Linked DNA regions of Homo sapiens: region 1 is linked to region 2. Evidence: chromatin loops called from intact Hi-C (ENCODE). Cell type or tissue: psoas muscle. All regions are shown on one strand. Links, peaks and the distances in the headings refer to the core of each region. The heading gives the core; the rest is flanking DNA.

The links. Peaks named below come from ENCODE experiments on the same cell type or tissue, not always from the same donor. Only the 100,000 strongest peaks of a DNase experiment are listed, where the experiment ranks them.
Region 1: it touches region 2 in a loop (3-fold over the local background); 1 of 110 quality-filtered maps calls a loop at or near these places.

What each region holds. Positions count from the first base shown.
Region 1 is chr14:55,885,470-55,900,856 of GRCh38, forward strand. It overlaps LOC105370511 (a long non-coding RNA gene), which reads right to left and starts at 15,332. Exons shown (of 3, transcript XR_943896.3): 1 at 15,308-15,332; 2 at 14,108-14,191; 3 at 13,942-14,025. In psoas muscle, for the core only: no CTCF peak of the experiment used is centred there; no DNase peak of the experiment used is centred there; H3K27ac peaks cover 277 bases.
Region 2 is chr14:55,706,570-55,721,956 of GRCh38, forward strand. It overlaps LOC124903320 (a long non-coding RNA gene), which reads left to right and starts at 8,932. Exons shown (of 2, transcript XR_007064179.1): 1 at 8,932-9,145; 2 at 14,854-15,166. In psoas muscle, for the core only: no CTCF peak of the experiment used is centred there; a DNase peak (open chromatin) is centred at 6,122.

The DNA.
Region 1 (15,387 bases), core at 4,058-9,057, 180 kb after region 2:
CATGAGGCACTGAGTAGCAATGGATATTTTTGATCATCCAAAAAAAATCCCCTTCTCTATGGAAACTTAAAATCTTAAGAAATAGTTTAATTTCAGCTCTTCTGTCTACAGGCAAGAGAGTAACCTCTGGCCGCAGAGAATAATCCCTGTCACTAACATCACGGAGAATTAAAGACACAGCTACTAACACCTTCTACCTCTCCAGGAGAATGGCTTTACCAAAGTCTTCCCGAATGCCCAATCAAAAGAATTTTCCCAATTTCTTTGTACCATTAGGCAGTTCTACATTTATTCAATCATTCAATCATTCAACAAACTACTGCTGTGTTGAATGAACAAAACAGGCAGGTTCTCTGGATTACAGCTGAGCAAGGGGGAATTAAGGATGAGTGGGGAGGTGAAGATCACGTAGTCCAGGGGCTTGAACCAGGACCCAGATGCTGCCAGTAGTGTAAGGAGAGGCACACAGAGTTGTGATCTGTTTTGAAAATGTAATGATAGAACTCACTGAAGAATAGGATACGAAAGGATGGACAACTGGTTTCCAACAGAAACAACCTGGGGGATCCAGGTGCATAAGATGAAGAAGAGCAGAACAGGCATACTTTTTTTCCTCCTGCAGTTCTGACCATTCTTTCCCTTTTCTTTGTGAGTTTCTTTCACTTTGTAAGTCCTTTAAACGTCGATGTTTTCAGGCAATTTATCCTTAGCCTTCTTCTCTCCCATGTGAGTTATTTCTTCCACATCCGTGGCTTCACTTACAAAGCAGATGACTCTCAAAGCCATGCAGACAGCTCAGCTCAGGCCTGTCCACTGAGTTCCACATCCATGTTGCCCACCAAACACTGGGTCTTTTCATGGGGATGTTTCTTAGGCATTTGAATTTGAACGTGTTAAAAATGGAACTCCCCTTCTCCCCCAGCCATCTTCCACTACTCACTATCTGTCTCTGCTAACTTGTCCTGCTCCTATGTTTCCTGGCTTTGGTCATTGGACCACCAGCCTGCAGGTCACCCAAATCAGCATCCTGGAAGGCATTTGAGATCCTCCTTGCCCTCTCACAGCATTCCTCTTCTCACTCTATGTTATTGACTCTCTAGCTTGTATATTTCTTGGCTCTGCCTTCTGCTCTTCATCTCCCCCTCCAGCTTCACAATTTCTGTCCTTGTCATTTCTCATCTAGGGACCACAATGTCTTCCAACTGTTCCCTCTGTCTCAGTCTTGATTCCTTTCAATCCATCCTCCATGCTGCTCCCAGAATGATCTTATTCTCCCCTCCAAAGCTGGTAGGTGGCTCACCACCTCCTTAGGAATAAAGCCCTTTGCACATTAGTTTAAAACTTCCAAAGCCCAACTCCTGCTAACAACCACAGTGTCATCTCATTTCACGCTTGATAGAAGTCATCCTTGCACCTTCCTTAATACCTATCTCATGACCTTTCTTGTGCAATGTGCCCTGGGGTTGAAAGGCCTTCTCCTCCTCTCCCTTATTCACTTGATTTGTACCCACCTTCAAATTCATTGAAATCCTTCCTTCTCTTGGAAACCTTCCCTGAGTCCTCCGGCTGACGTGGGCACCCTCTCTCTGTGTGTTCTTACCCCTTCATTAGGCATTCTGTACCCCAGGCTGTCACTGTTAATTGACTCCAGTAGGTGGCAAGTTCTGGAGAACAGGGTTTCTTTCTTATGTTCGTCTGTATACTTAGCACCAAGCACTGGATACACTGGTAACCATCAATACATTTAGCTCAATGAGTGAACAAACTGGTTTTTATGCATTTTGCAGAGAAGCTCTATGAGAAATATAGATCCTGCCAGGCACGGTGGCTGACACCTGTAATCCCAGCACTTTGGGAGGCTGAGATGGGTGGATCACCTGAGGTTGGGAGTTCGAGACCAGCCTGACCAACATGGAGAAACCCCATCTCTACTAAAAATACAAAATTAGCCAGGCATGGTGGTGCATGCCTGTAATCCCAGCTATTCAGGAGGCTGAGGCAGGAAAATTGCTTGAACATGAGAGGTAGAGGTTGCGTTGAGCTGAGATTGTGCCATTGCACTCTAGCCTGGGCAACGAGAGCAAAACTCTGTCTCAAAAAAAAAAAAAAAAAAAAAAAAATATATATATATATATATATATATATAGAGAGAGAGAGAGAGAGAGAGAGAGAGAGAGAGAGAGGGAGAGAGAGATCCATATATACAAACTATGTTTTCATCTTTTTTGTCTTGAAAAATATTATTTATTAATATCCCTTAGGCTGATTACAATAAACATACAGAAAGCCTTGACTGAGTCTCAGCTATGAAGAATAAGACGATAAAATTCACACACACTCGTTAACTAGTATCCTCTCTTAATCTTGAAATTGCATCCTATTAGACAAATGATTTATGTTTACCGTAGGAGTGTAAACAGCTCTCTAATTCATGAATATTAAGCAGCATCTGTATGTCATTTAAATAAGGGAATTACTATCCTGGGAAAGTTAGAAATGGGAAAAGTAAAAACAAAAATGAAAACAAGAAAAAAATTTGGAAGAGCTCAAAAGGTTTGTCTTACCATTGGCATAAATTATAACTCTCATGGAGCAGGAACACTGTCTGGTTCACTTGGCATTCCCAATGCCAAATGCATTGCTTAGCCCAGAATATATGAAGAAGGAAGGAAAGAGAAAAAATAGGAATAAAAGATGATGAAGACTGGATGACATGGGAGCAACAATGGGCACGTTTTAAAAATACACGTGCAGTTTGTTCTTACATGAGACATGCACAGAATTTTCAATGGAAGAGTGGTCACTCAACTTCATACTTAGCCTTTTTTTACCCACCTTTCTACTTCTGGGACAGGAAAAGCCTGAAACTATGCCTCTCAGACTTCTTAGCCAGCTGGCTTACTAGATTCTGCCAATGGGAGGTAGTGATGGGAGACTATCAGCTCCAGGCAGCAGTAGCAGCAATGGAAGCAGCATCAGTGGGCAGCAAGCGCCTCTCCTGGGTTCCTCCTCAGCAGCCAGGTGATTCCTACTGTGGCAGCCAGGAGAGTGCAGTGGACATGAGCCAGGACATCATGTCCCCCTTGCTCTTCTAAGCCCTTTCCACAGTTACTTATCTTTGAGCAATTTTGCAGTTTGGATTTTTGTGCTCCCCAATCCCTCCAACACCCCATGAACCATTTACCTGTATGAAATGCCCTCTGAAATATCTGGAATATTTTCCATTTTCTTGATTAGACACTGGCTGCTCCACAGACATCAACCACCAGACATTGACAAATGCGTAAATTAACATATCCATGTTTGGTTAAAGGTATACAAAGCCTCTTTCAACGGTAAAATGCATTTGAAACCAAATAATACATGAAATAAAGAAGCCAGTTGCTAGCAATGGGTATATTAAGTGTAATCTCTCTTTAATAGTGGGAGATTATTTGATTTTAAATCAGAAAAGGTAAAGAGATGTTAGTAGCCTCAGAGGCCTCTAGACCAGGTCATCTATCAGCCAGTTGTCTGCCTTTGGCAACCACCTCAACTCTTTCTGCCTTAGTTTCACTCTCTGTAAAATGAAAAGGGCCCAATTACAGCTCTCAGTAAGATTCTAAGACTGAAGTGTTGGGGATTTATACCTTTGAATAAAGTCTTCCTTGGACAGCTGGGAGGAAAATCCCGCAGATATAAGGAGACTCTGGGCTTGGCTAGAGCTCCCAGGTAGCCTGAACCTGATATGCATGTCTGTGGGCATCCTGTTAGCACATCAGAACGCCATTCCTTGCCAGAGGTTTGTCTTTGCTGTGCGCCCAGGAATCATTTCAAAAGCTGTGGATGCCAAGTCATTGCCGTGGCAGTGACCTCTCATGACCTTTCCCATTATACTCACAAATGCAATAAAGCAAGTTCATGCAAGGTGCGTATGATGAAATTAATAGCCCTATAACAAATACGAGGATTGTGCCAGGAATCTGTCACATTATTAAATACAAAAGAACATTTGTAGACATTGCAAGCCTGCTTTCTGCTGGTAAGTTTGCTCTGCTATATTATCATTGATTTATGTCTCTTAATGTGTTCCCCAGTCACCATATATATTTTGTTAATATTAATGTATTTATGCATCTTGAAATTGCCTAATTAATCCCTTGCTTTCCCAATGAGTTATGTAAGTTGGTGGATTTATATGATAAATATTATAATGAAGAAAACATAACAATGGAGCATAAAATACTAACTTAATTTACCATACCCATGGCAAAGAAGTTTAGACTATGATCTCCCCTCTGAAATTAACTAATATTTCTTATTGCTTTTCCTAATTAAAACTTATCTCTTTCCTATATCCTAAGGGTACCATTTTTATTCCTGAAAATATGTAGGAGCTACTATGTATCAAGTCACTGTGTTGGGGGTTTTGGAGAATATTAAACTAAGCAATAAACACACTCCCCTCCCTAGGTACTTAATTTTATTTATTTTTTAAATCTAGGACAATGTCTCTCCATTCAGCAACTATTGACATTTGGCATTTGCAGCCAGATAATTTTTTCTTTTCTTTCTTTCTTTTTTTTTTTTTTTTTTGAGATGGGGTCTTGCTCTGTCACCCAGGCTGGAGTACAGTAGCACCATCATGACTCACTGAAGCCTCGACCTCCTGGGCTCAAGCAATCCCCTCACCTCAGCCTCCTGAGTAGCTGGGACTACAGGGGTGCACCACCATGTCTGGCTAATTAAAAAAATTTTAGTAGAGATGGGGTGTTACTATGTTGTCCAGGTTGGCCAGATAATTCTTTGTTATGGGTGCAGGTTCTATGAATTGAAGGATGCTTAGTAACACCCCTGGCCTCTACTCACTATATAGCAATGCACCCCTTTCCAGTTGTGACAACCAAAAATGTCTCCAGACATTGCCAGATGTCCCACAGGGGGACAAAACGGCCACCACCACCTGCCGTTAAGAACCACTGCCCTGGTAGGAGATTTAGGCCTCCATTCAGGCCTCTAGATGGTTAGAGCTCTGCGAGGAGCTCCAGACTGAGCTCCTCACTGCTTTGGTCACCTCTGTCTACTCAGCACTTAGCACAGTGCCCGGCACATCATGGAGCCTAAATAATACTTGTCGAATGTTAGATGAATAAATACACATATCACAATGCAGAATAGGCCAATAGCGAGGTATAAATAGAACACTAGAAGAGTCCAGAAAAGGAATACACTGATACTGGAGGGATAGGGGCCCAGGAAGAAGAATTCCTGGAGGAGAGATTGTGGAAAAATGAGGTTGAGGAAGGCATCTTAAGCAGAAATGCTCTGAGAGTGGATGAGGATGAGCTGGGAGATCAGTCGACCTGGAGTGTAGGGTGGGCAGAAGATCGGTTGAAGATAGGGCAAAAAGAACTTGAACTCAGTTCATGGAAGGTCTGGACATGCAAGTTAAAACCACAGTGAAACGTCACCTCACTCCAGTAAGAATAGCTATCATCAAAAAGACAAAAGATAACAAGCATTGTCAAGGATGTGGAGTAAAGGGTACCCTTACACACTGTTGGTAGGAATATAAATTAGGACAACCATTATGGAAAATAATATAGGGTTCCTCAAAAAGAAAAAAAATGGAACTACCATATCATCCAGCAGTACAACTACTGGGTGTATATTCAAAGGAAATGAAGCCAGTATGTCAAAGTGATATCTGCACCCCTGTATTTATTGCAGCACTATTCACAATAGCCAAGATACGGAATCAACCTAAATGTCTATGTGTGAACACACATGTGAGATGATTAATGGGTATATTATTAATTGTGCTATAGTTTATAAGAGAAGAAGGTTGGAACCAACATAAATGTCCACCCTACGGAATTGGTTAGATACACAACCATAGCAAAGAATAAAGCGGCTGTTCATGTAAATATGGAATGACCACCAAGAGCTATTGTTGAATGAAAGAAGCAAAGTGCCAAACAGTGGCAAAACATGTTACCATTTTCATATCATTATGATAAAAAAATGAAGGATGAAATTTCAGAAAGTGTATTTATAGATGCCTAAAATATTTCTGGAGTGTACACAACTTGATGAAATTGGTTGCTATTGGGAAAGGAATTCAGTTGCTGGAGGTCTGGGGCAAAAGGAGAATTCTTATTATGTATATGCTTTTGAATTCTTTGAATTTAGAACTTGAAAATGTACTACCTATGCAAAGAAATTAAATTTAAAATATTAAAAGTGATTGTCCACAAATGATTTCAGTTCAATTCCTGATATGTTTCTAGGTATAACAACAACAAGAACCAACAACCTCAAGCAAACGTGTTATTTATAACCCAAGCTGCCTTCTAAGGGAAGTCATTGCCCATGGAGAGTGAGTCTCCTTGTTCTGCTGAGCATAGCAATTGTTTCTACACGTGAATTTGGGGGTAGGTGCAGAATTTCTCTGCATAAGAAAGAGATTCTTCCCAGGAGGCGGCGGTTGCTGTAAGCTGAGATCCCGCCATTGCACTCCAGCCTGGGAGACAAGAGCAAAACTCCGTCTAAAAAAAAAAAAAAAGAGGTTCTTAGGTTAATTTAAGGGAGAATAAGTGAGGAGGAAATTTGGGATGGGAGAGAGTAGAAGGAGATGTGATGAGAGTGAAAGGCTGGGTTTGCTACATGGGACAGAGATAGACTATAAAAAACTGAAGACCAGAGCAACCAGAATGAACTAGACAGAATTGTATATTGTTTTTCTTGGGTGCATAATGCGATGTTGCTTCGCTGTGATCCTCAAATCTTAATTATGGTACATGCAACAGTTCTGAACATCTTTCAAAGGGTTGTTGGGCAGACCAAATGCATCATTATACATAGGTGCTTTGAATAGTGCTTGATATATAGTAAGTACTCAATGTCTTAGTTATTAATAATAATTATTACTATTTGAACTTGTTTTGAAGGTGAGGATTTAGGAGAGTGGATACTTAGTTTGGGTCAATTCCAGAGTAGAGATCAATGGACAAGATGCAGAGTGAAAAACAAAATTACAGCAGAAGCTGGGAATTGGAGGTCAAAGATGATATAAGCATAAATATTTGAGGATCTGAGGAATTTTGAGGAGGGAGCTTAGGGCTTTGGGCTTTGATAAGAGGGCATGAATTCATCTTACCTAGATCTTAAGTGTCTGTGAAATCCCAGCTAACATCTGAGTTACAGAGCTAACAAGCACCCCAAGTTCCTATGGCTCTGATTACAAACGGACAGCAAAAATGTTCCCATATGCCCTGACTGAAACTCAGCACCTGCGTGATCCCGAAGTGGACACTGAGGAGGCTGTCAGGGAAGAATCTGATATTGAAATGAAGGTCATTGCTGCCCATCTAACATTTTATAGCTAGTTTTGTAATATGGTCTATCATAATGAAAACCAATAGCACACTTACAGACTGTCATTATCCAAATTGTATAGAGATTGTTACTATGGTTTTGTAGGTTACAACAGTGAATGTAGCTCCTGGAGGAGCCCACCCAGACATATCCTGCACTTCTGGGTGTCTGTTGGATATAGAAAGTAGAGGTCCGATTAGCCTCAAGGTCATTGCTGAGACCAGAGTTTGCTGGGATTTGATGCGGTTATTTACAATGTTGTCTTCTAGGAGGTAGTGCCTTTAGGGAATTACGTAACACCACCAGCAGCTGTTGTGTAGATTTAAACTGAAATTGGGTTATAAGAAAATGGTTTTGGGAGTCAAAACACTTGGTGTTTCTTCCTGTCTCAATTATCTGATTGTTGTCATTAGAGCCCCCAAATTATTTAACTTAACTTTGTTCCTACAGCAGGTTTTGTGTCGTGGGAGGAATTTTTTAAAGCAAGAGTAACTGATTATTCATATTTATTTCCCTAGGATATAATGTTACGTATGAGGGCAGCCTGAAATGATGATTTGGAATCAGAAAGCCTATGTTTGAGGGCTGGCTGTACCACTTAGCTGGCAAATTTGGGCTGTCCCATGAATCCCCACACACAGGATTTTCCTTTTTAAAGGTTTGCATTCTCTTTGTAAATGCTCATACCTCTGGGAAAGTGCCGTGCCTGAACCCTCCCACCTTCTCTATCTATCCATCTATGTTTATGTATCTATGTATCTACCTACCTACCTACCTACCTACCTATCATCTATCTCTAGCTAAGCAATCTATCCTTTACTGTTCATTAAATTCTTTTGTAAAAGCAATATCTGAGTAAGGAGGGCAACCAGAAGTGGTTGAGGCTGAACAGAACATTTCAGAGTCTTTCTGCCCTTGCCCTGGCTGGTGCTGATCTCCTGGTTTTCATACACAGGCTCTGGCCCTCCTTTCTAAACAAGGCATATCCTGGCAGCGGGAGAGCGTGGTAAGGAGATCTCAGTGGCATTGGCTGCTTACTTTAGAACTGAGCCTGTGCATTACAGACTGGGCAAGCTCATCTTGGATGGATCCCTGATCCATCCTGGAACACATCCACTATGGCAACCTCATTCCATTTCACGTTCCAGGCATTTGTCAGAATGAACTCATAGGCTCCAAGATGGATCAGTGCCTCTGCTGGAGCCGCGAAATCTGACAGTTGGCAGCCTCCTTGCAAAGAGGGTCTCAGCAAGTCTGCTTAAACTGGGTGATTAAGCTCTCGGTTGTTCCCTGCTTTGGGCTAGTTCGTGTGCACTGGGTGGCCTGCCTAGCAGATTCATGCATTTGTTAATTCCACATGTATTAAGCACCCTCTGTGAGCTAGGTATTCTGAGCCACTGAATATAGAAAGGTGCCCAAGACCTCCTTGATCATCCTCATTCAGATGCAGTAGCTCTGCACTCATCTAGAGGTGGGTCTGAAACCTTCGTAACTTTTCAGGGCTACCCAGCTTAATACCAACATTAGTTAATTTAAAGTCCATGGAGAATTTCTTAAAATCCACTGTCTTTATATCATACTGTGTGTTAAATTTAGCTAAGGCTGACAAAGCAGCACCAGCCACGAAGTGAGGATGGGGCAGAGACAGTCATTGTGCACTGCCTTTTGCCGTGCGGGGGCCAAATCCTTTACATTGATTGTCTCACTGGAACCTTTATAGAACTCCACCAAGCAGACAAAGTAACCCCCATGTAGATGAGGACATTGAGTCTCAACAGTTATTTGCCTAAGCTCCTGTGGCTCTGTGTAGTGAGGATGAGGCTATGATGTGTGGAATCTGGGATGGTCTGATTTTCAAAGCCTAAATTTGCTCCTCAAGCTGCTTTCAAGAGCTGCTTGGAAGCAAACCTTTGTCCTCTGTGTGCCCCTGGCACTGGGCTTAATGAATGAATGAGTGAATGGTGAACCACTGATGGATGGGTTGCATCTTTGTTCACAATTTTTTTTTTTGAGACGGAGTCTCATTCTGTTGCCCAGGATGGAGTGCAGTGGCACAATCTCGGCTCACTGCAACCTCCACCTCCCAGGTTCAAGTGATTACTCCCACCTCAGCCTCCTGAGTAGCTGGGATTACAGGCATGCACAACCATGCCTGGCTAAGTTTTGTATTTTTAGTAGAGATGGGGTTTCACCATGTTGGCCAGGATGGTCTCGATCTCTTGATCTCAAGTGATCCTTCTGCCTCGGCCTACGAGAGTGCTGGGATTATAGGCGTGAGCCACTGTGCCTGGCCCACAAATGTGTGTTTGATGAGTTCTTGACGCTGGCATCTGCACAAACGGGATGGATGGAGACTCAGTTTTTGGGGTCATATCAATGAAAAGCAGGGATCACATTTTCTGTTTCTTTGATATTCTATATTCTGTTGATGCTATCTCAATACCTGTTAATACTCTTGCTGCCTGAACTCCTACCACTATTAGAAAGAGCTCAGGTCTCCGAAAGATCACACCACATCGGGTGAGACCCAGTGGAGGTTTTGAGCATTTGCTCAACTAGTGGAGGAATACTTCAGACTTTCTTCCTTTATCTGCGTCATCTTTACTGTCTGACAGAATTGAGAGATTACAAGGTCATTTCTAACTGTTTCTGGGACTTACTGCTGCTTCCTTCTCCACAGCAATTTAAAATCTGTCTATTCACACACACACACACACACACACACACACACCCCCACACCTTGTCTACAAACAAAAGTTTGTTTGCTCTATGTAGAAAAATGCCACCAGAGGGCTAATTTGGCAGCTTTGTTGATTACCCATTGTAATGAGCCTTATTACATAATTAAAAGAATTTTTTTCTTAAGTGCATTTCGCTACTAATTAACATTTTACACATTCTGCAGTGGACACTTTAAGTTGAATCAGAGACATAATTATGTCATTTCTATGCAAAGAGCAGCTTATGAATTTTTAATTAATATTAAATCTGTTGATTAAAGGCTAATTCATAAGTAAACATATTACAGCTCACCACGGATTGCTCTCTAGAAGCTTGCCTTTGTAATTTCTGTGGTCCCTTGTCCCTTGCTAAGTGTCGAGGACTAAAGAAAAGCTGCCCACACAGATTCCAGGAACAAAAGTAATCCATGTCGAACTCTGTCTGAATTTTTAACTACCAGTGAGCTTTCTGTGTTCCAGTTGCTTTTAAAGTTGGAAGCACTTGGAGGGAGGGTTCAAGTAGGCAATGGAAAGCAAGTTGGCCTCACTTGCGCTTTATTTTCTTAAGCACCAAACTGGAGAATTGTACCCTTATGATGCACAAGCAGCTTTGCTTCCTGTGGCCACATCAGCCTGGGTGCACTGAGGAATTGGAGGTTCGTATTGTGTCTGGGGCAGCCTCTCCTAGGAAAATCACTGGAACCTCAGCCAGCCCTCGGAGGGGGAGGAGTAAGCTCCTAGGTGCTCCTGAAGGAAAGCTGTCTTCTCAGCTACGGATATGGTTTGGCTCTGTGTCCTCACCTGAACCTCATCTTGAATTGTAGCTCCCATAATTCCCACGTGTTGTGGGAGGGACCCAGTGGGAGATAATTGAATCACGGGGCCAGTTTCCCCCATATTGTTCTCATGGTAGTGAATGAGTCTCACAAGATCTGCGTTTTCTGAGGGGTTTCCCCTTCCACTTGGCTCTCATTCTCTCTCCTGCCACCCTGTGAAGAGGTGGCTTCTGCCATGATTGTGAGGCCTCCCCACCTACGTGGAACTGTGAGTCCATTAAACCTCTTTTTCTTTATAACTTACCCAGTCTTGGGTGTGTGTTTATCAGCAGTGTGAAAACGGACTAATACAGCTACTTTGGGGAGCATTTCCACTGCCCCTTCCTTTTGGGTCCACCTCATGCCGGGGGTTCTGGCTGCCAATGCCCTGGCCCTGGTCCTGGCTGCACTCACACAGGCTATGAATGTTGCACGTCTTACACGCTAGATGGCACAGAAATGGCCATCCTTCTCCTCAACAGTCAGCTGGCAAAACTTTTGAGGCCCTCCTTCCTTAGTCGCACCTTATTTGAGGCCACAAAACTGTTTTGCTTCATAATCCTGGTTTCTATTACACTTCTACCAGGCTGTCTGCCTTGGAGTTGGCATCCTTGTTTTAAGGCACTTGCTATTACTTGTAGATTGCTTCTCATTTCTCCTTCCTAAAGTTTACTTTAAGTAGCAAGTTTTTATTAGTTATTTCTGTGGAAGGCATAACAAAATCTTCAATGTAAATTCTATAAATTTCTACCTGACCATTTTACTCATTTACCATGGATTAGCTTTGATCTGTGCCTTGGCCTGGCAGTTCTTTCTGTAACCTGAGCTCCCTGTCCTATATCCACAGACTCACAGACTGTGTAAGAGCGTGTGTATGTGTGTGTGTGTGTGTGTTTTGCTTTCCTTGGTGGTAGGAGTCACTTCTGCTACTAGGAGGGTCCATGCTGAGAATGATTGTGTGGGACTGTGTTGCTTTCTACATCTCTGTTTAACAAATCCACCCTCCTCACACAATCTCATTGTTGACAACATTAGCACACAATATTATGTCATGTATTTGTATGTATTTAGTAAAGTTGTCCACATCTATCACCTCATTTGATCCTCATAATTCCCATGTAAGGGTAGAAAGTATTGTTATTCTGATTTTATCCAAAGGTAACTATGTCACAGAAAGGATAGTTGACTTGCCCATTGTCCTACAGCCGCTTACTTGTGAAGGCAGGAACAGACTCTTGTCCTTAACTGTTACTTCATTGTTGCTCTCAATCATATTATCCCAGAAACCCCTACCCTCAACCCCTCCATACCCGTATTCCCATCTGGTGCGAAGGAAATATGGAAAAGCTTAACCATAAGTCTTATGCTCTTGATCTCCCAATACTTCTCCAACTTAGTTGATCAATTTTTGGGATAAAGGCTTCTTATGACTGAAGTGCAAACATATCAGAACTAATACTGTACCATACCATACCATACCATACCATACCATACCATACCATACCATACCATACCATACCATATTCATATCATCAAAGTCATTTACCCAGAGTGATTGAGTTTAGTGGTTTCTTTCCCAAAAGCATATTTTTCTAGATGTGAAAAAATCACATTGGCCTGAGTCCTACAGATTTGAGGATCCAAGATAGCTCTTCATGGTGGAGACAGCTTGTAACTGATCACTGGGGGCCATGAGGTTCTAGCCTGGCATAAGCTGGTTACGGAGCTGACGACTTGATCTTGAAGGGACGTTGCTGGCAACGAAGGCTCTGCTTGAGACCCAGTGACAGATGTGGGGGGCCAGACATTCTTTTATGCTGCCCTAGTCATGTACTATGATTCTTCTTCATTCCTTTCCTTAACTTTCAGACAAAATGTATCTCTAGATCCTGAGTCTAAGGGCCAAAGCTTTGTCATTAAAACTAGAATCCCAGCTTCGGCCTGAGGAAATCAGGCCACTCTGGCCTTATGTCTAGGAAATGATGCTGTCCCTCAGCCCTGTCTGGATTTTGTGATGCTGATCAAGTTACTGCAGTAAGAGGTCTCTTCATTCAAAAACAATTCTTAGCCCTCTGATCTGCTGTCCTGCCAGCTGCCACATTAGAGGCTCCTATGCTGATCCTCACACCTGGACTTCTTGGTTTGAGGATGTCACTTCCCCATAGATCATGACTATTTACCCGTGCTACTTCCTTCTCTCCCCTCATTTCCTTTCAAGCCATGGACTGCCCAAGATGAGGACCTCAGAGTGGCTCAATCCAAACATTTCTATAAAATTCTAACAATTTCAACAGGGAAAGACATTGTTGAAAGTTTTTTCTTTCAACATATACAGAGATCAGATGTGGCCATATACTGTGCTATTAGTTTCCATTTGACTTTACAAAAAAATCTGGGTACACTGCTTTTTTAGACTCTTTCATAGCATCAAAGTTCTACAGGCATAGGGCCTGAAAATCACTATATGGTATACAATTGCTTATGCAGTGAATGAATGAATGAACCTGAAGTCTACAAATTTCAGCTCCTCAGGGCCCTAGTGACCCGCCCTCCCCTCCCTTACTCTTTCCTCTGTACTGGCACACTCAATGCTTCTCCAATGCACCCAACCTCTATCAGCCCAAGATCTTCCTATACACACTTAACCCCCTGGAAAAGAGCCTAATCCAGAGGTCCAGGATGGAGTTTCTTCAGCCATCTGCAACTTACCCTGACCAGAGCTGCCCTTGGCAATGGGGACGGAGTTTAGGCCTTGGCAAAAAGCCCAGCTATCAACACTCCAGCCCCAGCTTAGGCCCAGAAAGAACAGAGGAGAGTTGTTGTAGGGCCTCAGAAGACTCTTCAACCCAACCCTGTACTTTCTCTGAAAGACAGCATGGATAAGGAAGTAACCCAGAAATCTACAGAGGGAAGAGTCTTAAAGGTTTACCAGGTAAGATTGGAAGAAAACTCTAAGCTCTTCTAGAATAGAGCCCAGTGTTCCTCATAGACTTAGCATAGAACCAAACCTAGTGAGAATGATCTGGTGTTATTTTAATCCACTCTCTTACCTTTTGTCTCACTAGTCACTAGCCTCCAGCACTGACTTCACATTAATTCTTCTAAAACATTTTCCTCCTTGTCCACGATTCAACCTGCATTTATATTCAGGATCAATTGCAAAGCTCAGCAGAGCCCACCTTTCTTCTCACCTTTCATTGGATTACCTGGTCTTACCGGAGGCAATTCTGCAGCTCTGATTCACATCCCGGTGTGGGTCTGACCACTCAGACATCTGCAGCTAATCAGGTCACTGGTGATCTAGTAGAGAAGCGAATTAGTTAGGGAGGGCTGAGCTGCTGTAACAAGATCCAGCAAAAATGTGTGGGTTCAGGAACATAGAAATTTATTTATCTTTCACATCCAGGGAAATATTCCAAGTCAGTGGTTGACTCTCCTCATTATAGTCATGTGTTGCTCAGCACTGGGGAAATGCCTCCTTAGGTGACTTCTTTGTTGGAGAACATCATAGAGTGTACTTATAAAAACCTAGATGGTATAGCGTACTACATACCTAGGTTATCTGGTCTAGCACATTGCTTCTAGGCTACAAACCTGTATAGCATGTTACTATCCTGAATATTGTAGGCAACTGTAACACAATGGTAAGTATATATCTAAGCACATCTAAATATAGGAAAGGTACAGTGAAAACACTGTATTAAAAGATAAAAAATGGCACACCTGTAGAGGGCACTTACCGTGAATGGAGTTTGCAGGACTGGAAGTTGCTCTGAGTGAACCAGCGAGTGCATGATGAGTGACTCTGCAGGCCTAGGACATTACCCTATACTACTGTGGACTATAAACACTGTACACTTGGGCTACACTAAATTTATAAAGGTATATTTTTTCTCTAATAAGTTTATTTTAACTTTTTAACTTTATAATATTTTTAATTTTCAATACCTTTTTGGCCCTTTATAATACTTAGCTTAAAACAGACACATTGTACAACTGTATAACAATATTTTCACTCTTTGTATCTTTATCCTATAAGTTCTTTTCTATTTTAAAAATTTTGTTTCTGCTTTTTACTTTGTAAAATTTTGAAATTAAAAAACGAAGACACAAACACACACATTAACCTAGGCCTGTACAAGGCTAGGATCATCAATATCACTGTCTTCCACCTCTGCGTCTTGTCCAGTGGAGGGTCTTCAGGGCAATAATACATAGAACTGTCATTCCCTATGACAACAATGCCTTCTTCTGGAACACTTCCTGAAGGGCCTGCCTGAGACTGTTTTATAGTTAACTTATTTTTTTTTAATAAGTAGGAGTACACTCTAATGATAAAATGTATAGTAAACACATAAGCCAGCAACATAGTCATTTATTATCATTATCAAGTATTAGGTACTGTATGCAACCTACCAGGCAGTAGGTTTGTGTACACCAGCATCACCATAAACAAGTGAGTAAGGCATTGCACTATGACTTTACAATGGCTACAT
Region 2 (15,387 bases), core at 3,782-8,781:
CCCTGCAATTTTGCACTTCTTGTCAGGCCAAGGTTCTTCTGCTTTAGAAATGAACCCTAAGACAGGTCATAAGCCAGGCCAAGGAGGGAAAAATAACTGGAAAATAAGGAAAATTGAGAAAGAGAAGTAGATTTTTTTTTTTTTTTTCTGAGACAGGGTCTTGCTCTGTCACCCAGGCTGTAGTGCAGTGGTGTGATCATGGTTCACTGCAGACTTGAACTCCTGGCCTTAAGCGATCCTCCTGCCTCAGCCTCCCAAAGCACTGGGATTACAGGCACAAGCTCCTGCATCTGGTTGAAAGTAGATTTAAGTAAAGTACATGTTTTTCAGTTAGATACAAGGAAGAATTGTCTCCCAGCAGGCTCAGAAATCATAAATGTGATCCTGAGGAAGTGAAAGACCACTCCTAAAAGATGCCATTAACAAGCAGCAGCAGCAGCAGCAGCAACAACAACCACCACCATGACATTTTAAAAGGTCTTACCTCACACCAGGCACAGTGCTCAAGCCAGTACTGAATGATTCATATAGTGGTTATTGTATCTCTATGATATATACAGTCTCAACCCCTTTTACACATATGGAAATGGAGGCTCATGGTTTAAGCCACTGGCTCGAAATCACAAAGGGGTGCATGGTGGCACCAGGCTACAAATGTAGGTCTGACTCCAAATCCCTAGGTAGTTTTCTGTCTCGGATTTTGATTAATAGGCTCCAAAGCAATGTCAGTGTGAGATGATTTGGAAGTGGAATCCATATTGTCTATTTTACAAAGTAGTTATCCAGATACATGAAATTACCTGTGTGAAAGCACTTTGAGGAGCATGCAGTACTGTTCAAGTATAAAAAGGCATCATCATCATCATCATCGTCATTGTCATCACCATCATCGCGGTCACTTAATTTCTCCAGCTCTGCCAATAGATTCTTATGGCATTTCACATATCCAATCACTAGGGGGAGGCAATAGACAATGCATATAAGCAAACTTAGTTTTGGAAGGAAAGTTTATTTTTCCTGTAAGTGATGCTCAGAGATTTAAAATAAATAAGCAAAGGTTTGTATTAGGGACTGGCAGCCATTCCCGTCAAGGTTTGATCTTGTGCTTTTGTTGAAGTGTTTCCCTGAGGGCATCTTCGTCTATCACAAATACTTATGAATAGTGGGTATTGCCCAACAAAGGCCTGACATCGACTTTTGTTTCATTGTTCCTGCTTCTTGCCTTCTTTCCCCACTGTGATTCTGCCTGTGATCATTTCTGCTTTCGTTGAGGTGCAGTTTTTCCTTTATTCTCCCCATTCCATTTGACTATGGACCGTGTTTGTTGGTCATCTGAGGCAGAGCCAGTAGGGCATGTTCCTGATCTCTCCTGTCCCTTAACGGTGCTGCCCTGGGGTACCTTTGGCTTCCATGGAATCTCTTCCTCAGTCTTGGGGTTCCTGAGGTGACCTTCTTGGCTCTCGTATGCAGACCATTCTGACTCTTCCTACATCATTCTCATCCACACTTTTCTTACTGTGGCGATGTTGACTTCTCTTTCCATCCTTCTGGAATTCCACATCTGCCTTCATTTCCTTTCTGCTAGGTGGAGAGGATGTTGGACTAGGAGTTCAGGTCCTGTGAGTACTACTTACTAGCTAGTTGGCCTTGAGACACAGGAGGACCCCACTGAGCCTTTGTTTCAGGGATCATTATAACTTCCATGTCTACTTCCCAGGCAAAGGACTATTTATTTTGTAGCCTAAATTAATCGGCCTAGGCTGTTCATGTAGAGTTATCTAAATAGTTCATCTTCTTTTCCATTTCATGTATTTCTGTGGGTCAGTCCCAAGGTTCTCATAAAGAAGCCCTCTCTGGTAGTGTCTGCACTGTTCCACCAGGTGCAAGTGATCTGCCAGCCAAAGTAGATTCTGCTGTGGCTTCCCTGGAAACCAAAGCTGTATGGGGTTGTGTCTTAGCTCATTAGGGCTGCTATAACTAATTACCATAGACTAGATGGTTTATAAACAACAGAAGTGTATTTCTCGCAGCTCGGAGGTCTAGAAGTCTGAGGTCAGGGTGCAGCATGGCCAGGTTCTGGCAAGGCCAGGCCCTCTCCTGGGTTGCAGGCTGCTCACTTCTCTTTGGGTCTTCACATGGGAGGAAGAGAGCAAGAGCGAGAGCGAGGACGAGAGGGACAACTCTCTGGATCCCTTTTATAAGGGCATTAATCCCATTCGTGATGGCTCCACCCACATGACCTATTTACCACCCAAAGGCCCCACCTCCTAATACCATCACATTGGGGATTAGGATTTCAGTGTATGAATTTTAGGGACACAAACATTCATTCCATAACAAGCTGTGCTGCCAAGGGGAAGTGCAGCTGTCTCCCCGGTGTGTTGCCTTCTGCTAGAAGGGTTCCAAAGCAGTGTTGCTTGAACCTCCATGAGCTAGAGTTCCCATTCCTCTCAGTTACCTCTCTCTCACCTACAGGGCTGGCTGGAGGTGGATTCCTGTAGTATCCCCCATACTTTCATTTTTAATAACTTCTATTCTCCTTTAACAACCAAGGACCAATCCATTGTGCCCAACTGTCTCTTTCCTTAGGATGAGTCCTACCTTCCTTCACCCTTCTGAAAATAGACTATTTGCCAGGCATGCCTTAATACTTTAAAGTCCATCAGGTGAAAAATCTTGAGTTCTTCCCAGGAGACTTTCCATGTATGTTTCCTGTTGTCAGGCCTGTCCCTGTGGCTCCTGAATATATCTAAGTCCCAGCGGTGGACAACAGAGAGCTCTGGCTGAAGACAAGAGTTCTGTTTTAGTTAAAAAGAGTTTCATTGTCATCAGAACTATCTTTCTCTTGTCTTGTCCTTTGTGGCTCTTCTTCCTTCTTCAGCATTTCAACCTTGATTTCTTTCTTTCATTTTAAATACCACCATAAGGTGTTTAAAACTGAAGGTGTGTCAAAATGACACAGGATTTGCTTCAAGGGGCTCCCCTGGACAAATTTCGGACAACCTGAGAATCAAAATTAGTAATAACAGTTATGAGTAATAACTCATTGCATTAAAAAAGAACCTATCCATCTATATTTATACTAAATAAAAGGGGAGGGGAGAAGGGAAAGCCTTTCTTTGTAGAAGAATGCCAATTAATAAATACAAATGATAGAATTACAAAAGCACCATTTTCAACCACTATGGTGGTTGAAATAATTATTATTGTAATATTATTACAATTATTTTTATTAATTTTTATATTATTTTAATTATTACATAGTAATAATTCAGGCAAGAATTATTAATGGTTTCTAAAACCATTGGCTGAAATGTTGTTGGGGAAGAGGATGTTCACAGTCTCAAAGTATCGTCCCATAGATTACTTACTAATTACAAAGGGAAAAGGGAACTTTTATGGTGGAGAAATTTGGCAGATACTGCTATAACTAAGTGATCAAACTTAACATCAATAATAGACAAATCATCATTATGGCCTCTGATGTGACATATGAGGACACAACACCACCTGCACAGAATTCCTGCCAAAAATATTGAATTTGAATCTAATCAAGAATAAACAACCAAATCAACCCAAATTGAAGGACATTCTGCAAAGCAACTGGCCTGGATTCTTCAAACAGTCAGTGTCATAAAAGACAAAAAGTCTGGGAACTATCCCAGATTAAAAGAAACTAACAAGACATTCAACTAACTGCTATCGATGTGTAATCGATGATTGGATTTTGGATACTGGAGGAAAATTGGACTCTAAAGAATATTATTAGCACAAGTAAGGAAATTTAAATGTAGACTACAGTAGTATACAGTTAAAAATGGTAATTTGGTTAATATAGAAAAAGTTAAAATTAAATTTAATATTCAGTATTTATGCATGTGTGTCTCAAACAAATAATTTCTGTGTTGTTTTAAAAAATCTCTATCTTATGGGCTGCCATATCTTATGGGCTGATCCTTACTCACTCCTTCTCTATTCTTCCCTCTCAATTTTCTTTCCTTTACTTTTCTGTTAGAGGGAACTAACACAGAAATAAGGGAACATAACCAAGAAATGGCCGTTTGAAGGGTACCATGATTAACTGGTGTTTCCCTTTGGGACAATTGTGGTATAGACAAAGCCTTTCATGGCCAGAGCCACTTCTATTTTTGTTGGACAAGTGCTTGCATGACACTAGCTTGAGTTATTTTTACTTCCTTTGGGCTCTGATGGTTGACTTACTTGAAAAGCACAGAATTTCCTTTCTTTGCTCTTTCTGGCTCTGTATCCAGGGCAGGAGCCTGAAATCAGGGAGGCTCCATAAAAGGGTCATGTGGATTCTGTAGCTCCTTGGATTAGACCATGGTCGGTGAAGCTGGCAGTTCCTTGCCAAGAAGAGAAAAGCTATTGTTTAAAAAAAAATTATTACTATTATTTATTATTATCTGAGTTCCAGCAGTCAAAATGCCTGAAGGAGGATAAGGTTGATTTCATAAACAATAGAATTAAAAAGAATGAATAATTATGTAAGGACAGCCTTCTTGCCAAATACAAATCTTTTTCCTGGCTTTGGAGGCGTTTCCTTGGTTTTGCTTTTTGAGTTAGTGGAGGAGATAAATTGAATTTGATGTCAGGAGTGTTTTAGAGAAAGGATCACACTGTCAGAGCCAAGCCCCTGGTTGGGGGGATGATGATAGAGACCCAGAGAGGTCTGGGTGATTCTTGAGCATAGTAACTTGCACTTCCCTGCCCATGGTGCAGCCCAAGGAGACCACATACTTCTTAGAGCTCTTCACAGGCAGCCTGGCCCCACAGCGGTGGAGAAGTCACATATGACTGGACAACAGCCAGAGGGCTCTGACGTTAGCCTCATGGAATCCTGATACCCCATCTTAATGCAAAGAGAATATCCAAAGGTCCTTATGCCTCCTGAAAGGGCAGGGTGGAGCTGAGAGAGGACTACAGTGGTAATGGGGAAGACACAGTGTGCTTGGACGTTTATTTAAACTTGGCAAGATGAAATTCACTACCATCAGCAAAATGGGGGCTCACATTCAGAAATTAAAATTAATTTCTGATTTATATAAAGCTAAATACTTTTATTTAAATATTTTTATGTAACTAAATTTGCTATTATTTAAAATTAAATAATAACAATAAAATTTCTGATTTATATAAAATTAATATTCTACTTTGACAGTTGGAGGTTGTGAAATTTGAATGGCTGTGCTTATTTTGTTGGGTTTAGCTGGAGCCTAAATGAATGAGAAGGCACTATTCTGGTGTTACCCATAGCAGACAGTATCTGAGTTTTCTTGGCTTGTTTTGGTTTGGATTACATGATTTCTCAGGACTATAAGACTGGCTATTTCAGCCCATTTCTCCTGGTTCACCTGGGATTCCTGAGACATAAAGAGGGCTACTGGTGGCTTGTGATGGGTCCTCCCCCTTTTCAGGCCTCATTACTCATCCTCAGTCTGCACCCAGTGGCCTGAGCTGTGAGAAGATGGGTGCTATGGTTTGAATGTGTCCCCCGAAGTTCATGTGTTGGAAACTTAATCCCCAACACAACAGTGTTGACAGGTGGGACCTTTAATGGATGAATGTTGTTATTGTGGGAGTAGGTTTGCTATAAAAGCAGGTTTGGCCCTCTCTTTTGTCTCTCTTGCCGTATGATATCTTCCACCATGTTATGACCCAGCAAGAAGGCCTCACTAGATGCCATCCCCTCGATCTTGGACTTTCCAGCCCCTAGAACCATGAGCCAAATAAATTTCTGTTCATTATAATTTGCCCAGTTGGTAGCATTCTGTTATAGTAGCAGAAGATGAACCAAGACAATGGGGATGGCCGTAAAGGCCCTGGGGGCAAAGGAACATGAGGGTGCCCACAGGAGAAGCTTATCCTCAGCACCTAAGAAGTAGGAGGCTCTCTTCTACCCTAGATGGCAGGGGTACCTGCTGCACATTTTCTTTCAGCCAGGCAAAGCCTACCTTACTTTCCTGGCAGGCAAGGATGCAGAGCTGCGGTGAGTATGGAGCATGGTAAGAGGCATCATCCACAGATGCGAGCTCCCCTCCTCTTCCCTATCCCCTGTCACTGGCAGTTACATAATCTCTCTTTACAGTGTGCCAGGCCGCACTGGGAGGCTGCCAGCTGTGGGTGCCCTTTGGTAGTTGTAAGGGAATCACACAGGCGAGTATGACCTTTGGAAATACAAGGAGGTTACTCGGGAGTCTGTAGCTTTAGGATCCTTGGGGAGACTGCAATTCAATCTGTATCCTGTGGCTTTGAGTTTTAAATCTCAACTAATAAACTCTCCATTACATGAAAGACTCACTGCTGCAGGAAACAGAATGCACCGTTTTGGGGAGGAGAGCGTAGGGCAGGGTGCCTCCTTCATCTCCAGAACAGTGTTGTCTGTTACTAAATGGCTTAGGACAGCAATGAGGTGAGGAGCTGGCCTTTGGCAGTTTTGGTGGTCTGATGAGTGGTTTATCTATTGTCAAAGACTCTTATTCCCTCTCCTCCTCAGTCCTCCGCTGCTCTCAGTGCTCCAGGCAGTGACAGCTGGATTCTGCCTGGCTGTGCTTGCCTTTTAATGGAGGTGTAGCCCTCTTTAGACACACACAAAGCAAGGGTCAGCTCCCAGCCCTCCAGGAATCTGGCTCTGTGGTGAGGGGCCTGCTCACCAGGCACCTACCCTACAAGGAGTGTTGGGTTCAGGGCACAGATTAGCAGCCAGTTCCTTTATCCAGAAAAATGGGAATGACATGGGGCTGGAGGAAAGCATGAAGGGAAACAAGATAAAAGGACACACACACGATAATGAGAATAAAACGGTACAGGAAATCAGGAGAATAAATGAATTTGTGAATGATGAGGGCTAATGCAATTGCACTTTACCTCCCAACTTTTTGGCAGCTACGACAAAAAATGAAGTATAATAATGGGAAAGAGAATTTCTATTAGTAATGATAGCTAAGATTTTCTGCCTTCTAGGTACCAGGCACTGTTTCGGCACTTTACTGGGATTGTCTCATTTTATTCTCACAAGAGCTCTGTGAGGAGGTACTAGTTTAATGCCTATTTTACATATGAAGAAACAGAGAGGAAGGTTACGTAACTGGTAAGTGGTGGACCGAGTTACGACATTACTCTGTCTGACTCCAAAGCCCAACCTCAAACTCTCAACCTATGCTATATATACTGCCTCAGCATATGGAAAAGGGGATGCATAGCTCTTTCTGTCTTCATCATCAAACCAAAATCTAGATTGGGGTCCCCCACTGGCCCAATGGGCCAACCTGATTTTACCCAGTCACTACTGTGTCTGTAGACAGAGAACAGAAAGCTTGTCTCAGGGAGCAGGTGCAACGAGGCAATGGGAGTCGTTGCCATTCCAGAAGGTCACTTAGAGGCAGAGGGGCAGGGAGACCTTGCTTCATTTCAGGCTTCCTGAACTTTAGATTTTTGCCTATTCCAGTGATGAATTCAGAAGTGAGGACAGCTATGTTGAAAACTAGGCATGAGGAGAAACAATTTTTTTTTTTTGAGACAGAGTCTCACTTTGTCACCCAGACTAGAGTGCAGTGGCACGATCTTGGCTCACTGCAACCTCCGCCTCCCAGGTTCAAGTGATTCTCCTGCCTCAACCTCCCGAGTAGCTGGGATTACAAGCATGCACCACCACACCCAGGTAATTTTTGTATTTTTAGTAGAGATGGGGTTTCTCCATGTTGGCCAGGCTGGTCTCAAACTCCTGGCCTCAAGTGATCGGCCCACCTCAGCCTCCCAAAGTGCTGGGATTACAGGCATCAGCCACTGTGCCTGGCCAAAACAATTTCCTTTAATTAAGTATCATGTCATTTCACCTGACACATCTCAGGTGCCCTCATTCTCTTGGCCTCACCTGTGTTCCAGACTCAGGGCTTGCTCCATCTCAGTTGCTGCAGTGACACTGGCTCTGGCAAGGCTCTGATGTGGGGCTGAGGCCCAGAGTCTTTCTGCCTCCTCCCTGCGGCACTGCTGGACGTGAATGAGCATCATGCCACAAGATGTGCCATCTGGATCCCCTGGGGGCAATAGGTCTTTTAATTTAACTCCGAAATTCAAAGTGTGACTGTGGGTCACATTCTACCAATGAGAATGAAGTTAGGTAAACAAATTCCCTGTCCATTCTTCTCTTTGATGGACATTTTTTCTCTATATAGCTTGGCCAGAGATGTCTTGTGTGGTCAAGAAGGTACACGAGTTGGGGATTGAATGCATCTCTTGAAACTTGTTGAGGAGCAGTGGACAGCATTTACTCTCCATCCTTCCCTGACTTGCTTTCCTTTTTCCTCAGGTGCAATGCCCTGGCACTGTACTTCCTAAAGCATTAGCCCTTAATCCTTGTCTCAGGACATGTTTTCAAGGAATTCAGGCTGAGAGTGCTCTAACATGGGTTTTAGAGTAAAAAGTGAAATTTCTTCTGAACTTTTCCTCTAGATTACTGTCCTGTCCCATTCAGTTTTAAGGGAAGATGACTTTGGTTGATGGATTAGGCTGTCCAAGAAGCAAAGAGCCCTGTGGCTCTGATGTGAGAGGTATATACTTTGCTTGGGGAGGGGGGTCTGATCTCTCAACCTCAAAAGCTCGACGTTATGCTATATATATATATATATATTTTTTTTTTTTTTTTTTTTTTGAGATGGAGTCTCGCTCTGTTGCCCAGGCTGGAGTGCAGTGGTGTGATGTCGGCTCACTGCAAGCTCCTCCTCCTGGGTTCACGCTATTCTCCTGCCTCAGCCTCCCGAGTAGCTGGGACTACAGGTGCCCACCACCACGCCCAGCTAATTTTTTTGTATTTTTAGTAGAGACGGGGTTTCATCATGTTAGCCAGGATGGTCTCGATATCCTGACCTCCTGATCCGCCCGCCTCGGCCTCCCAAAGTGCTGGGATTACAGGCGTGAGCCACCGCTCCCGGCCACAGTATATGTATTTTAAGCACCAGTTTGTTGTTTACCAGACGAACATGAGAACAGCACAGACCCACTTCCCTCCAGACGTCCAAATGGCTGTGTATGTTTCAGGGACAACCAAGATGAGACAGACTGACGCATTTGGAGTCAAAGACTGCTCAATGGGTTCTTTTGGGACAGAGGTATATCTAGTCTCTCCATGGTAAGTTTGATTGGGATGAACAGTTCATTTCTTTGCTGCTTACCTGGTCCTGCCTTGACGGCCCCATCTCTTCTCTTTTGTCTGTGCCCTCTGCCTTCACACACGATTGTAGTGAGATGATCCAAATTCCTCTGGCTGAGCCTTGTGTCTCTCCTTCCTAAAAAGCTAAGTGGTGGTTCAGCCACGGAGGACTGAAAATCTGTTGTGAATTGGTGATATTAGAAAGTTGCGGCCACAACTTTCCATTTTAATCACTTAGAATGAGTTCCCTTGCTCTGATGTCACTGCCAAATTCCTGTGGGACTCTTCACAGATGAATTCCAGATAGCTGAGCATCTTGTTGTCAAACAGAAAAATAAGAACTGGAACATTTTTCCCCACTGGGTTAAGAAAATGCTGCAAGTGAGATGTCCTGGTTTCCCATGACAACGCCCCCTCCTTTAGCCAATCACTTTAGCTAGTCACATCTGTTGGCCCCTGGCTATAGAGAAGTCACTGTGAGGAACCGTGTGGTTGCTGGAGGCTTGTTTTACATACCCGTTTCTATGGGTTCTCACACAACAGTGACACAACCTAAGATTTCATGAGCTAATGGATCTCTGAAAAGCCAATTTAAATTTCCAGGGTTTATGAAATGTTCCTAAGTGGTTCTGTAGCTATTACAGTGAAAATACCAGAGCAAAGCCACCCTAGAGCAAAGCTGTTGAACCTCCATTCCAAGCCTAATTGTGAGAGGCTGCTTAGGTAATATCAGTATGAAAGAAGCTGCTTTATGTGTGGGAGAGAAAGGATCAATCCATGACTTCAGAGTGCCCTAGGCTGGGTCAGATTGGAGGTAGGATGGAAAAAGGTCTTTGAGGATCAGAGAAAGCAACCCAGCAGAACCCACACCACTCCGTGCACAACCCACACAGCTCTGTCCTTTTCCACTTCAAAATCTTCCGGCAGACAGCACAGAGGCACAGCATGGAAGCTATGCCCCCCAAACCAAGATTGGAGCTTCCCCTGGAGTCCCTGTTTAGAGGAAAAGTCACTGAAACAGACTTTCCCGGGGGTCTTCAAAGAAGTCCCATTTTGGTGTATGGTATTTTGGGACTATGGCCTCAGAAGCAGTGGCTATCCAGGCCCCACTGTGAAAGGAGCACAGCGGTACAAAAGGTTTAGGGGTGATGAAAGGTGGAAGACTTGGGTAAAGGCAGGCAGGAGGCACCTCCGGGTGTGTGAAGTTGAAGCATTAGTTTTCGCATGGAAGGGCTGCTCTGGTCCAGGAGCTGGAAGCAGACAGAGTTGTGAGCCCCCGATGCCCAAGCCTGGGATTTCTTCCTCCACTCACCATCAACTCCAATCCCATTCTCCACTGTGGCTTGTGAGACTCCCTACCTTGTCTGGTCCCCAGGAGCAGAATAGATTTGGTGGCCTCATGGACAGAAGGATCCTCACACAGTGGCTGCTTCTAGGATCAACATGACCCCCTTAGATCCTGGAATCTGGATTCTTCTGGGAAGAGCTTCCCGCTTCCCCATTTTAAGCACCAATTTGTTGTTTACTGGATGAACATCAGAATAGCACAGGCCCCTTTCCTTTCAGATGTCCAAGCGGCCACATATGTAGCAGGGACCATCAGGAAGGAAACAGACTGATGCATTTGGAGTCCAAGACCTTTTACTAAATGAGTTCTTTTGGGATCACAGACGGATAAACAGATATATGTTCTCAGCGTTTTCTTGTTCATATCTTTGGTGCCAGGGTGTCTGAGTGCTCTTTTGTTGAGAGCTGCATACAAAATTCACTACAGACTACTCAGCCTGGGGTCTAGTTTCTCTCTCTCTCTGTAGATTCAGCAGGACTGTGAGTTGACCATAGCCCTTCCAAAAGCAGACATGGCCTCTACTCAGCTAATTTTGTCTCCCAACTTTTCTTTTTTCTGTGTGAACCTTTTAATAGCTGGGCCAGACCATTCCTATGGAGACGGTTAAGTAAATTCCCGCGGAGCAAGGTAACATGATAGCATTTCCTTGGTGGTGTATTTCTACCATTTTTTCTACTTCTTGTTTTGCTCATCTCTCTTCTCCTTCCCTTAATGGCGTTTTTTTTTGGTTAATAGAGTAAGGGCCCTGTCAGGCTGTTGAGGCACCCAGAGTTGCTGGTTCTTCCTGGAGTGCTGAATTAATATTCAGTGTAGAGAAAGAAAAATACCTTACTCTGGAAATTCAGGACATTTCCTTCCTTCCTTCCTTCCTTCCTTCCTTCCTTCCTTCCTTCCTTCCTTCCTTCCTTCCCTCCCCTTCCTTCTCTTTCTTTCTTTCTTTCTTTTTCTTTCTTTCTTTCTTTCTTTCTTCCTTCCTTCCTTCCTTCCTTCCTTCCTTCCTTCCTTCCTTTCTTTCTTTCCTTCTTTCTTTCCTTCCTTCCTTCCTTCCTTCCTTCCTTCCTTCCTTCTTTCTTTCTTTCTTTCTTTCTTTCTTTCTTTCTTTTCTTTCTCTCTTTCTTTCTCTCTTTCTTCTTTCTTTTAGATGGAGTCTTGCTCTGTCGCCCAGGCTGGAGTGCAGTGGAGTGATCTCAGCTCACTACAACCTCTGCCTCCTGGGTTCAAGCAATTCTGTCTCAGCCTCCCTGAGGGGTAGCTGGAACCACAGGTGCATGCCACCATGCCTGGCTAATTTTTGTATTTTTAGTAGAGATGCGGTTGCACCAGTTGGTCAGGCTGGTCTCAAACTCCTGACCTCAGGTGATCCACCTGCCTCAGCCTCCCAAAGTGCTGGGATTACAGGTGTGAGCCACCATGCCCAGCCAGGACATTTCTATACAAAAAGTTGCTTCTCTGTGCTGAGGCACACTAAATACAAATCTTACTTTTCTGACAAACTGGAGACCTTCTAGAACAATGATTTCCAAATTTTTTAAAGAATCAAACTCCTCCTCAAGTGATGTATTAGACAGATTGTGCAGCAGCCCTGGCTGTGGAGTGGGATAGATGCCCCACCCTTTTGGGCTTCTTTCCCTCTCCCTCCCTTGGCAGCCATCCATGCGCCCCTCCATTGAGCTGTGACTCTGCAGAACAGGGAGAAACTATGCTGGTGGAAAGTGTGAGCTGGTATGTCTAGGTATTTATTGACAAAATCATGATACTGCCAAAGACTATATATGTTGCTGGTTTGACAAAAGTATGTTTGTATATCTATGGCACAGGTGAGCTATGGCCTCTATAGAGAGCCATTTGACAGTTAGGTATAGTTCCTGCCTAGAGGGAAGTAACAACTTAGGTCCTGTAACAGGCACACAGATATGTGTATGGTGGTGGGTGCTGGGTATCTACGTTTCCAGGTCATTTCCACCATGACCTAGCCCAGATAAACATGAAGATATGAGGAAGGCTTCTTGGGAGCCACAAGTCTGCTTAGGGACCAAACAGGAGAGATTCTTCCATCATTTTTGAATCAACATTCCGTGACAGTCAAAAAGCCATAGGGTTCCCCTCTGGGTTTCCTTAATCCTATGTTGGTTCAGTGAAGCTCATCTATTCCAGTTGACTTGAAGGTCATTGATAACAAATTGATGATTTGGTGACTGTTACATAACTGTTTCGATTATGAATTTTGATTGACCTCTGCCTCCCCCACAAGTTATCAGCACCCATGTTTCCTATCCCCATTGCTGGCGGGTACCATGAACCATTCACTACTTGTGCTTGGGCTGAGTCTTTCTCAACAAGCACAGCCTAGGAAGCAAGAACAGCAGGTGGAATTGTGTGCTCTGAAGGCTGTTGACTGACAAGGCCCGGTATGTGGTATTAACCTACCCTGGCCAGCTCCTGTTACCTCTGCAGCCCACAACCAGCAATAGTGACCATTCTCTGTGATCACAGAAATTGTTCATTGCAGTCCATTTTGTCATGTGAAAGAAAAAATGGGCTTTGTCTCATAAATTACATCCCATTAAATTCCAAGTATTTCTGAGAATTCAGGAAGAGGAACAGAGTAAGTTCTGTTTGTTCATGACTGAATAATTGCTAATTGGTTATTCATTTTAAAACACACAGAGAATTACATTTAATGCTGTTGTCTTCATCTGGAAAGAGATTTGTTTTGTTTGATAGAGCATAAGCTGTGACATCTTGGGGAAGTACAAATGACTTGGTCCTACCTGAAATTCACAGATTTGAAATTTTACAATTTCCTTTAGGTGAGAAATCAAATAATAGGTACTAAATTACCTTTCTAATTTATTGGTCCCATAACATTGCAAAAGTACCTCTCAGGCCTGATGGAGCCCTCCTGTTCCATCCACGGGGACTTTTTTCTCTCCCTGAAGACGGGCAGGAGTTCCTTCTCTTTCCTCCACCCTATGACACTTCCTAAAAACACTCTGTTCCATAAACTGTCTTTCTTGGTTTATTAAAAAAAAAAATCGGTGGTACAATGAGGTTCAATATGCAGAATCTGGCATGCGTAGCTTGTGTTGAAGGGCTGACACAGTTGAAATAATGAATTTCATTTATAAAAGGAATGCAGTTGACTACTAATAGTTTGAGTTTTCTTCAATTAGTGATGATGAATTTCCCATTCACTCATTCAGTAAATATCAGTTGATCATATTCTCTATGTTCCAATCTTACCCTATCCTTCTGATCTTTCTTTATCTGCTCAAGAACTTTCCTGCTGTTTAATTATCTGCTGCTAGGGAGATGGTGAGTGTAATCATGGATGAGAATAAAACAATATGAATGAACCTCTGGTTCTTAGCACAGTCCTTTAACCTATAGAGCAATTGTATTAGCCATCATTTCCTTTTTCTGGTAAGTGAGATTTCAAAATAATAACTGTATATTATAGCCATCCTGAGGAGTTTAAGAACATGGCCTCCAAAATACAATATCCTGAGATTGAATCCTAACTCTGCCACTTACTGTACAGGAGACCTTGGGCAAGACACTTCACCTCAGGGTGTCTCAGTTCTCTCACCTGCGAAATGGGATAATAATGTAACCCACCTTTTAGGGTTAGTGTGAGGATTAAATGAGATAATCCTAAAAAGTTCATAAAATAGGAAGTGGCACAGGGTAAATTCTCAGTAAATGTGAGCCATAATTATAATTGTAATCATTTTTTGATCTCTTTAATTTTTCTTAGTTATCATAGAAAATACAGCTGTGAAGAGTGATCATTGCATATAAATAATGACAATAACCTTTGGACTTACCTGATTCTTGTCTAAAAGCCTGCTGTGAAAGATGTTGTCCTGGGGCATAGTATACTGTTCTTCCTTCTCTCCCACATGCGGGAAAGGAAGCGCATAGCAATGAGATGGTAGATTACAGTGGAAGTCAGGAGACACAAAGTTGGGTGTTACACCTTCTTGATTATGGAACAACTCTGGGTGAATTCTTCAGTTACTTGCAGGTTACCTTTTCCTACATACAAAATTAAACTGTCAGAAACTACAGTTTGTGGCAGTGAGAGCCTTGAGACATGTACGTATCGTGGCTTATTATATATTTTCAAGAATTTTGTGTATAATGTGGTGCAAGTGAGCAAAAGCACACATCCTTGTGAGCCCACTGGGTTCCATGGAAGTCTTTTCTTTAACATGTTAAAAAAAACCCCAAAATACTGTCATTTATTGAGCCTCTAGTATGTGGTTCTATATATTTATTATCTCATTTATCCTTCAGGGCAATTTGATGACTAACTTGTATTGTTCTCATTTTTCAGATAAGGAATCTGAGCCTCCAAGAGTTGTAGTGACATGTTCAAGCCACATGGTTAGTGAGAAGCAGAGAAAGGACCTAAGGTCAGAGCAATCTTAAGCAGGTCCTCTGTGGTCATGGTTAGTGTGGTTTGCTTCCAGGCCAGACCATTTCCTTGCTGATGCAAGATTCTCCAGAGCTCTCCTTTTCCCCCGGGAAGTGGTGATTGGCTGCTCCATCAGCCTGTGTCCTTGAGTGACTGTGCTGGGCAGAATGCCCTGCCAGCCTGAGAGGGACCTGTGGTGTAGAACATGAAATAAAAACCTTTGTGGTTTTCAGTTATTGAGATCTGGGGGTTCTTTGTTACTGCACCATAACCTGGCAGATCTTAAACACAAAATCTTAATGATCTGTACACAGATTGAATACTTGGTGCCCATTTCAAACATTTTTAGAATAGGAAGGAAAACCCAGAATCCAAGAAAGCAAAGTCTTGAATTCTAAATTCTCGTGTCTTTATTGACAGTTTGGTAAAACAAGCAAACAAACAAAAACACAC